2 separate regions of the Mus musculus genome follow, and region 1 is linked to region 2. The links are chromatin contacts, found by POLR2A ChIA-PET in ENCODE. All regions are on one chromosome and are shown on one strand. Each heading gives the region's core, a stretch centred on a gene start or an enhancer-like site at or near the end of the contact. The rest is flanking DNA. Distances are from core to core; before and after follow the strand shown.

What was found. ChIA-PET counts read pairs that join two places held with the same protein, here RNA polymerase II (POLR2A).
Region 1: POLR2A ChIA-PET joins it to region 2 with 19 read pairs in embryonic stem cell. The contact joins the promoter of Pfkl here to the promoter of Icosl in region 2. POLR2A ChIA-PET finds 5 or more read pairs at or near these places in 4 of 5 experiments (Patski and embryonic stem cell).

What each region holds. Positions count from the first base shown.
Region 1 is chr10:78,005,351-78,011,406 of GRCm38, reverse strand. Pfkl (phosphofructokinase, liver, B-type) reads left to right here and starts at 1,600. Exons shown (of 22, transcript NM_008826.5): 1 at 1,600-1,808; 2 at 5,893-5,966. The coding sequence starts at 1,724.
Region 2 is chr10:78,067,436-78,073,693 of GRCm38, reverse strand. It overlaps Icosl (icos ligand), which reads right to left and starts at 4,326. Exons shown (of 7, transcript NM_015790.3): 1 at 4,159-4,326; 2 at 2,415-2,533; 3 at 1,603-1,956. The coding sequence starts at 4,169. It overlaps Gm51775 (a long non-coding RNA gene), which reads left to right and starts at 3,219. Exons shown (of 3, transcript XR_003948913.1): 1 at 3,219-3,234; 2 at 5,753-5,819; 3 at 6,021-6,258.

The sequences.
Region 1 (6,056 bases), core at 351-2,850, 60 kb after region 2:
GTTGCTGGGATTTGAACTTCGGACCTTCGGAAGAGCAGTCGGGTGCTCTTACCCACTGAGCCATCTCATCAGCCCTCTTATAACCTTTTATGCAGGAGTTATAACCCCCCTACAATCCAGTAAAACATTTTTTCTTTTTTTTCTTTAGGTTTATTTATTATGTATACTGTGTGTATGGCCTGCCTGTATGTATGCCTACAGACCCGAAGAGGGCACCAGATCCCATTACAGATGATTGTGAGCTACCATGTGGTTGTCAGGACTAGAACTCAGGACTTCTGGAAAAGCAGCCAGTGCTCTTAACCTCTGAGCCATATCTCCAGCCAAAACACCTCCCCACTCCCCACCAACAAAAGCCCTGTTATGTTCTTAGAATTTGAGTTAAACGGACCGCCCCTTCCTTCTTTCCTTTATTCCTTTTATCCCTGTTCTTGGTTTCTTTGTATAGCCTTGGCTGTCCTGAAATTTGCTCTATCGACCAAACTGACCTTCAAAGATCTGCCTGTCTCTGCTTCCTGAATGCTGGGATTAAAAGCGTGTGTCACCACTGCCAGACAATAAAAATAGCTCTTAAAGAATTTAGCAAAACCAGGCAAAAATCAACAAACTGTCAGGGTCAGATGGGGTACCCTCATCTCTGCAGGACAGCCCTACCATGGCAGCCCAGATCCAGCGCTCTGGACTGTGGGTAGCTTTCCTTGAGAGTCCTGGATCTGACCATTGCTCCACCAGCTTCGAATCCCTCTAACCAATCCTGAGGGGCTGGTTCCCCACTTTGTGCTCAGGCAAAGGCCACTCGCCTGAACCAGGAGCTGTGAGAGTTGAGAGAAGCGGCAGGTTTAGCAAATCACCCTGAAGTAAAAATGCTACGCTAAGTGTTTCTCTTTCCAAATCCCCAACTACATTCAGCAGTCGCGATGGGACGAATCGTGGCTATCGTCTCAGATACAACTGCAGCTTTCCTATGTTTTCTTTTGCTCTCTTTCTCCCTTTCTCCCTTTCTTTCTTTCTCTTTTTCTTTCTCTCTTTCTTTCTTTCTTTCTTTCTTTCTCTCTCTCTTTCCTTCTTTCTTTCTTTCTTTCTTTCTTTCTTTCTTTCTTTCTTTCTTTCTTTCTTTCTCCTTTTTTTGTTTGTTTGGCTTTTTTCCTTTTCCTTTTTTTTTTTAACTTCGGCTCGAAGGAGACTGTTGCAAGCCTAAATCAACTCAAGGAGCGGCTTAGGAATTCTCACCCAAGCCACACCTGCATCCCCGGATGCTGGCCAAGTGGGATTTAAAATGCCCGTGAGACTTGGCTACAGGTTTCCTTTAACAGCGCCTGGACAGATGTAAAATCAGCTTGCTGTAGCATGAACTCCACTTGCCCAGAAACTTCAGTCAGGCTCAGGTTGTGAACTTCATTTGGTGAGGACGTTGATCCTAGCTGCTGGGTACCTGGGGAGTTCGGTGGCGGGCCTGGGGAACCAGGGTTCCGGAACCGCTGCGCAGACATTTGTAGACTGGCGTGCGCTCCGCCTTTCTTAGCGCAGCTACCTTCTCCAGCAGCCACTAGAGGGGCGACCAGGTCCCCGAGCCTGTCAGTCAAACGTTATACTGGGGGCGGAGCCGGGGCGGGGCGGGACAAACCGGGTACACAGGCAGGCGCACGGGGCGGGGACAGGCGACAGCGGCGCGGAACGCAGAGCGGCGGGAGAGGAGCTTGGGCTCCTGGTCTCCGCTGCCGCCATGGCTACCGTGGACCTGGAGAAACTGCGGATGTCGGGGGCTGGCAAGGCCATTGGAGTGCTGACCAGCGGCGGTGATGCGCAAGGTGATGGGACGCGGGGGCGTGTTTAGGGATGGATCTGGGGTTTCTGCCTGTCCTCGGAACCCTTCGGGCTTGTCCACTGCCCCTCGCCTAGGGATCTGGGGTGTACTTGGCCAGCCAATCTCCTGTGGAGCACCGTGGCTTCAGGTCCCTGTCCCCAAGCTCCGCCCCGGGTAGCTGGCGTACGTGCTGCAGGCCACGGGCCTTGGCACGCCCCGCCCTCGCGCTGCCTAGGTCCGCCCGGTTTGGGGGTGTGTCCGCGCAGCACGCAGACTTAGGGCACCGGGCTATTCCTTTCTAGGCCACACGTGTCAGGACCTCTAAGAGAAGCACAGCCGGCCAAGTTTCACAGGCCGGAATTTGAAAGGATCAGGGACCCTGTACCCTCCCCCGTGCAGCCTGTGATTCCTACCTTCTCTGTACTGGGATGGGGTGAGACTGAGGCAGGCTTGCCCACACGCCTTTGCCTGGGCTGCTTCCTGTCCCTTGGATGGAGACTTAAGTGGAGAACAGAGGGCGTGGAGCGGGGGTATTTTTTTACCGGTGTAACAGGGCAAGCACCACAGGGCTAATAGTTGAGGGTGCACAGCCTCTTCTCGGCCTGGTAAGGCTAGGGAAAAGTCTGGGCTTGGGAGGATCTGCCCTCTTCTCAGCCCCTCTCTTGGTGGCCTGGTTCCAGGCTGACTGCTGATGTGCGAAGTCTGTGGCTCTAGTTGGGTCCGGCTGAAAAGAAATACTACCCAGTTGGGGGCTGAGGAAGACACGTGGAGCTTCAAGGGGCTTGGCTTCCCTGAGCACTGCAGTTGAGCTTCGCCATTTCCTTCCAAACATTTCAGGAAATACAGACACACATGCTCCTAAGCGGGGTTCCTGACTGCCCAGCCCTTACCTAAGAGATCGGTAGGAACAACACAGGATAGATACATCTTACAAGCATGATTGCAAGTCCAGGAAGGCAGGAAAAAATGTCACTCTGACTCCCATAATGCTGGAAATCTCAAATCTCTGTTGGGTCCCCTGGGCCTGGTCTAGGCTGGCAGTCAGCATACCCTTTTTCAGGGCTGTTTCAGCTTGTACATCCCAGTGCTGTCACTGAGACTGGGCCGGGGACCTGTGGAAGAATCACCCATGGTAGTGGACCACAAGAGAGGCCCTGACTAGGCCCACATCACCCATTAGATAGGCATTTCAGTGAGGCCAGCAGAGTCCTGAGTCCCATTTGTAGGGCTCCTGCCTCTGGCAGGCATAGATAGGCTATCCACCTCAGGCTCCTGTCTGAGCAAGGGAGGCCCCAGTGTCTGAGGGATGGTAATATTGAGTGGTCTCTGCGCGAGGACTTCTGCTGCCTTCTGTGAGAGGCAGCTGCCAGGCCAGGGCCACCAGGGTGACAGACATTTGTTTTGGAGGCTGGTGGAGGAACCAGAGACAGGAGGCCCTTCCTGGTCAGGAGAGGGTAGGCAAAACCTGCTTACATTTCCATTCTGGCTTCAGGGCAAGATCTCTACAGGTTTTCCCAGAGTCCTCTTTGGGTAGGGTCAGTATCAGTGGGCAAGGGGCAGCAGCTGGTATGGGACAGAGTGGAGCCTTCTGTTGCCTGAATTCTGGAAGCGCCTGTGGGTGTGTTCCCCAGGCCCTGCTTTCTTCTGTGCCCAGTCAGCTGCTGGGCTCCTCATGCCTTCTGTGTGCTCACGGAGCCCCATCTGCATGCAGTGAACATGTGAACACCAGTCCTCATTTGAGAAGGCAACACGGGCCTAGATCCCAGTCCTGGCCTGGCTGGAGGTAACCAGCTCCTTGGCCTAACCTGTGCGCTGCCTCTGGCCTATGAAAAGGTTTCTTTTTTCCTTTGAGCCAGGCAGGAAGACCCATCCTTTTCAGACCCAAGTCTCTCCCTTCCTGTTGGCCAAGAGTCATGTTAGGGAACTGAGGAGGGCTGCTGTTCACCAAAGTCTGTTTGACTGGAGGACTTTGTTTAAAAAGAACCACAGGTAGAAAAAAAAAAAAAAGCAAAACAAAAAAACCAATTAACCAAACAACTGCAACAAACCAGCCTGGCTAATCTCAGTCACATCGAAGCCTGGTCCACTCTGGCTGTTCCTTCCCGTCTCTTCCCAGTACCTAAATTGCTCTGTGGTTCTGTCTTCCCTGAGGTCAGGGGAGACCCTGATTTCCTGTTTGTGTAGCGAGCTGCCTGCGCTGAGGGGGGGGGGGGGGCGGTTCTGGGATTGGACACAGACTTTTTAGCTGATAAGTAACACTTTGGTAGGCCCGGGATCATCTCTTGGTGTCTGTATAACACTTTGTTTTCCCAAAGGTCTCTCTCTGAGGTAATTTTTGCAACAAATGCATATCCAGCCTTTGGCTCTTCAGAGGGCAGCTATGGCTATCCGTTGACAGACCAACAGACAATGCCTGCTGCCTGCTAATGGCTCTTTGATTGGGCCTGGTCTTTGCCCTTTTCCTTTCTGAGAAGGAAAAGCAAATTGAAGTGCAGTTGAAAAGGCCTTTAGCTGGGTGCAGTGGCTCAGGCCTGTAATCCCAGTAATTGTGAGGCTGCGGCAGGAGGATTGTTATGAGTTCTGGGCTATAAAATGAATTGTGGGGACAGCGGCACACATAGAGGGTGGGAGTCCAGACCTCTGCCACAGTCTAGCATGCACAGCAGAAACGTGACATTAGCACTGAAGGCCATGCTGCCCCTTCTGGCCATCCCTTGTTCCCTGGCCTCAGTGCAGAGCAGAAAGTGTCACTGGGTGCATCAAGCTGGGGGGTGCCCCTGTCCTCCAACCCCAGACTCTTAGCCCATCAACACAGTGACTGGCACTCTACAGAGTGGTTCAACAGTAACAGGAACGCTTTGCCAAAGCAGCTTTCTTGCGGCCCTCTCGGGCTTCTGCTCTCACAGGTCCCCTCGAGGACCCTGTTCTAACAAGAAGGGCCGTCTCCATGAGAGTTGCTAGCTTGTTCTCTGCAATGCTGAGAACTGCTTGGGTTGGCACCTGTACTGTGTCTAGGGCTCAGTGTAGGCTTTGTTTTAGGATGTAACGGAGGGGTAAGCTGTACATGGCCCTGTGCTACCCTCCACCCCCACCCCCACCCCAGCCACCTTCCAGGCTGCCTGGTTAGATACCCTTGACAGCTAAGACTGGCCTTCCCAAGAGTGTGTGGCTTCCCCTCCCCTGGTTGGTCTCTGGCATCTTCAAACTCTATCTCAGCTGCTAAGGCTCCTATCCTACCTACCAGGACCTAGGCTCCCTCCTCTGGGCCTGCTGGCATGGGCTAAGGGGAAGAAGGAAGCTTGGTGGTTGCTGCAGACTGACTAAGCTCATCTCTCAGAGGGAGCCAGCAGCCTACGCCTCAGCCTTGGCTGTGGACTCTTCTTTCTAGGCCTTGGAGCTTAGCATTCTGGGTGTGTGGGATGTCCCCTGCTCCCTCCAACCTCAGCCTCAGCACTAATACTGCTTCCCATCTGCCTAGGGGACTGGAGGCATTTGTTGCTTCTGCAACAGTGACCTTTCCTGCTGTGGGTCCTGGGAAGGTGTGAGGCAGAGCAGAAGTAGAATTTCCAGTCAGGTGGGAGGACACGGGGAGGACACCCTTCAGCTAGGTACAGCCAGTGACCCTTGGTGCTCTGCTCAACTGCTTGCTGAGGTGTAGGGGGAGGGGTATGGCCAGAGAGGCAGCATGGTCTTCAAAGCCCATGCCACCTTCCTGCCCCGTACGCTAGCCTATGGCAGAGGCCTGGGACTTTGCTCTGGGTTCTACTGTCCCCATATATCATGCCTAGGCCCCATGGTTAGCACCTGGCTGTGTGAGCCTGCAAGAGTGGGGTTCTCTGCTGAACAGGTGAGACCAGGGTCTTCCTATTGCCATACATAGGGCAACAGAGCCCAGAATGGAAGGAAACCAGGCCCACACAAGAGCAGCTGCCATGTTCCTCCATATTCTTCGAAGTGTTTCAGAGAGGAGTTTAATGCCAGGCTCTGATTTCCAGGCCCTGAGCTCACTAGGTTGGGGTGGGGGGCTACGTACGGGAGGGTCCAGTTCTCCCTGCCTGGACTGATGGCGTGTCCTGACTCCCTCACAGGTATGAATGCTGCTGTCAGGGCTGTGACCCGTATGGGCATATATGTGGGGGCCAAAGTCTTCCTCATCTATGAGGTAAGGTCATGTGCGGTGGGGGTGTGTGGTGGGGGTGGCCTGTGGTGAGGTAACCTGTGTGTGTGCCTGCAGGAAACACATTGTTCTGTG
Region 2 (6,258 bases), core at 3,077-5,576:
AGGCAGCGGTGAGGGAGGCTTGACCAGTGGGGATGTCTAACCAAAACAAAGCCAGAGAGGCTCATGCTGCCTGTGGGGTGGAATGTCCCACAGATATAGATGGCTAAATCTTCACTGCTGATTTGACTGGACTGAAACCCATCTGTTCCAGATGCTTCTCTATGAGGAAGTCTAGAGGATTAACTGAGTTAACTTCCATCATGTACTGGGAGAATGGATAAGGAGAGAAAATGGGGGGTAGGAGGTGTTAGAGGGGATGGTTCAGAGCACTGGCTGGTCTTCCAGAGGTCTTGGGTTTGGTTCCTACCACCCACATGGATGCTCACGACCATCTGTAACTCCAGTCCCATGAGATTAGACTCGCTGTGGCCACCAGGCATGCACATAGGATACAGACAGGCATGCAGACGAAACACCCATACACATAAATGTTTTAAATGAAGAGAAAAAAGAGCTAAGAGCCAGGCTGCCCTTTTTCCCTGCAACCTTGTCTGCTGTGCACTGAGCAGACTCTGCTGCGTGCTCCTGCCACCAAATGGGCTGTCCTGACCTCTCCCTCCAGGATGGTCTGAAACAACTGTGGCACATCTCTGTCCCTTTGTTGTCTGTAGCAGGTATCTTGGACATGGAGCTGCAAAAGTAATTATTGCAGCTAACAGGAGTGGGGGTGGAGAGAAGGACACTGAGCCTGATGGGTAGTGACGGCCCCCACACCAAACTCCTGCTCCCTCATGTGGGGCTAGTTTTCCTCACTGGACACACATCTGCCTCCCCACTAAGTAGCCCCAAATCCTTGGTTGGACTAAAAGCCTTCCCCTAAAGTCCAACTTCATTTAGATTTCCAGCATCCTTTACTCCTTTCAGGTACACACATTTGAAAACGTGCTGGCTGGGAGGGCCGCATGTGCCCATGTGTAAGAGTACAACCTCTAATGTTGTTCCTCAAGAGCTGTCCACCTTATTTGGGAGGGAAGGGCAGAATCTTTCACTGGCCCAAAGCTCAGTAGGCTAGGCTGGCTAACCAGTGAGCCCGAAGGGTCCACCTATCTGCCTCCCAAGTGTTAGAACTAGAAATGCATGCTACTATGCCTGACTTTAGGTGGGTGGTGGAATTAAACTAAGGACCTCACGTGTATATGGTAAGCACTCTACCTAACGAGCCATCACCCCACCTCCACACTCCCCTATTAACTCAGTTCTCAGTATCTACTTTGAGTTGAATTAGCCAAATGAAGACAAAGATGGCTAAATGGGCGGTTCTCTGAAACCAGGACGTTATGGACTTGAGTTATGGACTCTGTTAAGATCAGAGCTCAGAGCTAGAGAGATGGCTCAGTCAGGCACTGACTGATCTTCCAGAGGTCCTAAGTTCAAATCCCAGCAACCACATGGTGGCTTACAACCATCTGAAATGAGATCTGATGCCCTCTTCTGGTGTGTCTGAAGACAGCCACAGTGTACTTATATATAATGAATAAATCGAAGAAGAAGAAGAAGAAGATCAGAGCTCCACAGATGCATAGAAGCCCACCACTGAATCTTGGATTTCCTCAGGACGAGCATCACACTGGGCTAAGCTAATCTCTGCTTTGAGAGTCTTACCTGCCACACGCAGCCTGACCACCTCTTCCAAGATCTTGACTAACTCTGTGGCTGTATTCATAAATACCCGGCATGTGAACTCCTGGGTATCCTGAGGGGTGACATTCTTCAGGTACAGAGAGAAGTTACCCTGCTTCATGGAGTCCAGGGACAGATGGCCCCTGTTCTTGTAGGAACTGTCCACATTGATCCCTGGAGACTTGTAAGGCAGGTAGTAAGTCACCGAAACTTCTGGGTTTTCGATTTGCCAATAGACATACAGACCACTCAAGTTGAAATGGCGTCTGTGGGGGTCAATGCAGCTGAGCACCACATTGCTGCCCACCATTGCACCGACTTCAGTCTCTGCAGAGGCTTCAAAGTGACACAATGTATTTACTTAAGATTCAAACACCAATCCTGCCTCAGCCCACCAAGGCAAGAAAGGAATTCATTACTAAGGTTCATTAGGAGGGCTCGTTAGTGTCTTGTAGCAAACTCAGGTGTGAGGTGCGAGCCTCCACCTAGTGCCAAGGTTGGTTCCCTCCCTGGCTTTGGCAGGCTCTCACCCTTAGCTCTCCTCAAAGGTGGCTTTTATGATTCACCATGCAGAGAGACCAAGAGGGGCATTCCATTGACCCCAAGCAAGAAATGTAAAGAGAAGTATAAAGTTTGGAAAAGCACTTCCCTTTCTGATTGCCAACCCTACATATCAACCTAGGTATGGGGATCCAGCTTTCTCCAGTGGGCCTCTGGGGAGGCTGTAGGGGCAGTGGCCAGGGCTTCCCTAATGTTCTGCATCTATGCGCCACACAGCATGCATCCCAACTTACCAGCACAGAGGCTGCTCAACAGCAGCAAGAACAGACCAAGACCAGAAAAGAACCCGCTAGAAACATGGAGCTTCTTCCAAACAGGCTGCCTGGTTCCCAAGGACACAAAACAGGGACACCTAGGAGAAATGTGAATTCCATTGGAGGACAGCTGGTTGGTTTTCCACTGAGACTTCAGAGAGCCCAACCAGGACCATACTCCCCCCTCCCCCAAACACAAATCCCCAGAGTCTAACAGCTCCCAAACTCAGAAAGATTTGTGTGAGGAGAAAGGGCTCTGAGAGTCCCTGCTTTGAGGTCTGTGCCCCCTCCCTGTGACCTAACCTTCTGTAGAGAAATGGTTACAAGCTGCATTTGAAGGAGATAGAGACACCTGATGGCCCCAAAGGAGACAGGTGAGAACCAGGACTGTCTGAAACCAAACTTGGTGGAATGCCATGTTCCAGGCCCTTGGTGATACACAAAAGACGGTGTCCTATGTATCTCAGCCTAGCTGCCTCCTTTTAGAGGTCTGGTTGGTGGTGGGAGTGAGGGGGGGGGGGGGAGAAGGGTGGTGGGAAGAAGGGCACTTCACCCTACTCTAAAGCAGTCTTGGATACTTTAGCCAGAGTTTGCCTAGTCTCCCAAGGCCGTCTGTTCTATGGAGACTCTCTATAGGGGCTAAGACCCTGCAGCAGGTCACAGACACTTCACAGTTGCCCACACACCTTTTATAAAACCTCACTCTCAGCCAGGCAGTGGTGGCGCACGCCTTTAATCCCAGCACTTGGGAGGCAGAGGCAGGCAGATTTCTGAGTTTGAGGCCAGCCTGGTCTACAGAGTAAGTTCCAGGACAGCCAGGGCTACACAGAGAAACCCTGTCTCAAAAAAACACCAACCAACCAACCAACCAACCAACCAACCAACCAACCAACCAAAAATTCTCCCTCTCTTTCAACAGCAGCCCTGAAATTCTCAGAAGATTGTCTCAAAAGAAACCCTTGGGAAGCCACAGGGAGGGATGGATGGACACACACACACACGCACACACGGGGGGGGGGGGGTGTCCCCAGGAATGATTAGTGGGCAAACCACAAACTCAAGCCAGCCACTGGCCAGCAGGCACTCGGTAGCCTGCAAGGTCTCCCCTTTTCTATCCCTGGAGACTCTGTGGTTAGGACACTTGTGGACTGAGGACCTCAGCAAGTAGCCAGTGGAGATGGAGTGTCTACGGTACAAGTGCCTGAGGGAAATATTTGCAAAACGCCGGAGCGCAAAACTGTCTCTCTCTCACACACACACACACACCCCTCCTACACACCTCCCACTTCCCCTGCCCAGTCTGGATCTGTGAGGGAAGTCAAGTGTACAAGGAGGTGTCCTGTCCCCATGCACTGGGTATCAGCTGGCCTTTGAGGTAACACACATCCTCCCTTCTGGGAAATCAACAGGGAGAAGGGCGGCGGCGGCTAAGCCAGTGCCCATGGCTGCTATGAGTTTTCACCTTCAGTACCGGCTCTTGCCCTTCCTCCGCCTACAGCCGCCCACGCGCCGGGGTCTGGTCCGCGGGTGCAGCGGGTTAGCCCTGCGCCGCCCCCTGCCGTCCAAGCCGGCAGGTCCAGGTGTGGCCGCTAGCCGTCCGGAACTGGGCACATCTGCGCCGGTACAGAGCCGCTGCGCTAGCGTCGGGCAATCTCAGTCCTAGTTCGGGTGGGTCCCCGGCTCCCCCACCCCACTCACGGGACACAACAGCGAACGGACTCACTTTAGCTGCATGGTGCGAGCGCAGACTGCGGGGTGCTGGATTTCGGACGCGGAGAGTTGCAGCGGCTGGGGTTCCGGAGCTGTTGGGGGCCACGAAGAACTGGGGAGCTTCCAGGCTTGGGGCGCTGAAATCTGGGGTTCTTGAGGCTTTGGCGGCAGGAGACCCGCTGTAACTGCGCTCGCTAGCGCTGCGCGCCTGGCTAATTGGGCACAGGCGGGATCCCGCCCTCGGCCCATCCCTCCGGCCACCTCCGAGCGGGGGTTGGAGGCGGGGAGCTCCGCCTCCGCTCTCCCGCTCCCGAAAGTAACCCAATCGGCTGCTGAGCAGGGTCGGAGACTTGGGCATGAGTTACAGGTGCCAGGGTGTGGGGTGGTTTGTGGATCCCGGCGAGGGCAAAAGGAGGGCCGGCTCCGGTGCGGCCGAAAGTCTGGGCACTGAGGCTTAGGGTGAGGGTGGGAAGACAGGAAACTCAGCCGCTGCACCCCCCACCCCCCCCCCCCCCAACGCTGCCCAGAACATTCCCGGCCTGGTCCCTGCGTCCCTCTTTTAGAGCCCGATGTTGGGCCCTGTCTTGTAGAAGATGAACCAAGGTTCAAAGCCCGGACCTGGGGCTGACCAAAGACCGTAGATGATCAGAAAACCTAACGACTAGGAATTAAAAAGTGAAAGCCAGGCGAGTGGGAGGAGAGAGGGGCCAGCAGGAGGGAGAAAGGGAGGAGAAGACGGGCTCCACTCTTGTCCAGATCTCCCATCACCCAACTTCGAAGGCTTGGTGAGGGATAAAGTTGTGGAACACAGAATGAAGTGTCCATTTTCTCCTCCAAAGCCAGCCAGACTTGGCAATCCTGTTCCCAGCCTCGTGCTCTCTGGCACTCACTCTGGGAGAGCCTTAACGGTTCATAAGCGTTGAGCCTGTGTCTAAGCTCAGGACTCTCTTCTCACCCCATTCCCTGCTCTCCCTCAACCCCCACGCCCCCTCCCCGCCCCACCTGCCAGTGAATTGAGAATGCGGGAGGCCAGGGAGAGGCAGGCAGGTGGATCTCTTGAGTCTGAGGCTAGCCTGGTCTACAGAGTGAGTTCTAGGACAGTCAGGGCTACACAGAGAAACCCTGTCTCGAAAAAGAAAAGGAAGAGAAGGTGGAGGAGGAGGCGGGGAGGAGGAGGAGGAAAGAAGAGAAGAGAAGAGAAGAGAAGAGAAGAGAAGAGAAGAGAAGAAGAAAAGAAAAAAGAAAAAAGGAAAAGAAAAGAAAAGAAAAGAAAAGAAAAGAAAAGAAAAGAAAAGAAAAGAAAAGAAAAGAAAAAGAAGCCGAGCAGTGGTGGCGCATGCCTTTAATCCCAACACTTGGGAGGCAGAGGCAGGTGGATTTCTGAGTTCGAGGCCAGCCTGGTCTACAGAGTGAGTTCCAGGACAGCCAGGGCTACACAGAGAAACCCTGTCTTGAAAAAAAAAGAAAGGGAGGGAGGGAGGGAGGGGGAGAGAGAGAGAGAGAGAGGAGAGAGAGAGAGAGGAGAGAGAGAGAGAGAGAGAGAGAGAGAGAGAGAGAGAGAGAGAGAGAGAAACTAAAAATCTCTGGCTCTTGGCTATCAACATCAGGGAGCAGGCCAGGACAAGCACAAAAGAACAGAAGAGACAAGCAGAGGTGGGGACCAGTGCGGCCGAGGTAAGCAGCCTGAGGGTGGGGGTGGGGGTTGGCCCTCCTGCAGGGAGGGGGGCTACCTTCTTCGTGTGCTAGGAAAAAACAGAAGTTATCAGAACTTGACCCCTGGGCTCTGGCAGACATAATCCAGGAGTCAACCCGGAGTCTTGGTAAGTACATCGCACATCGGGAGTGGTGGCCTCACTTGCTCTTCTCCCCCACTAGGTTGGCAGCACTGAGGACTCAGCAGAAGCCCGTGTTGGGGAGTCACCTTGGCATCAATTGGCAGATGGAGCCGATAGGGTACCACCACATCCTATGTTCCAACTCTCCTGGCCACAGGCTCCCCAGCTCTGGTCCACTCCACTCCAGCTGTACAACCCCCAGCACTAATCTCGAGGCTTCTCTGATTGGATAGGCCTGACTTGGCATCAACATCTGGGCCTATCACTGATGCCCAGGG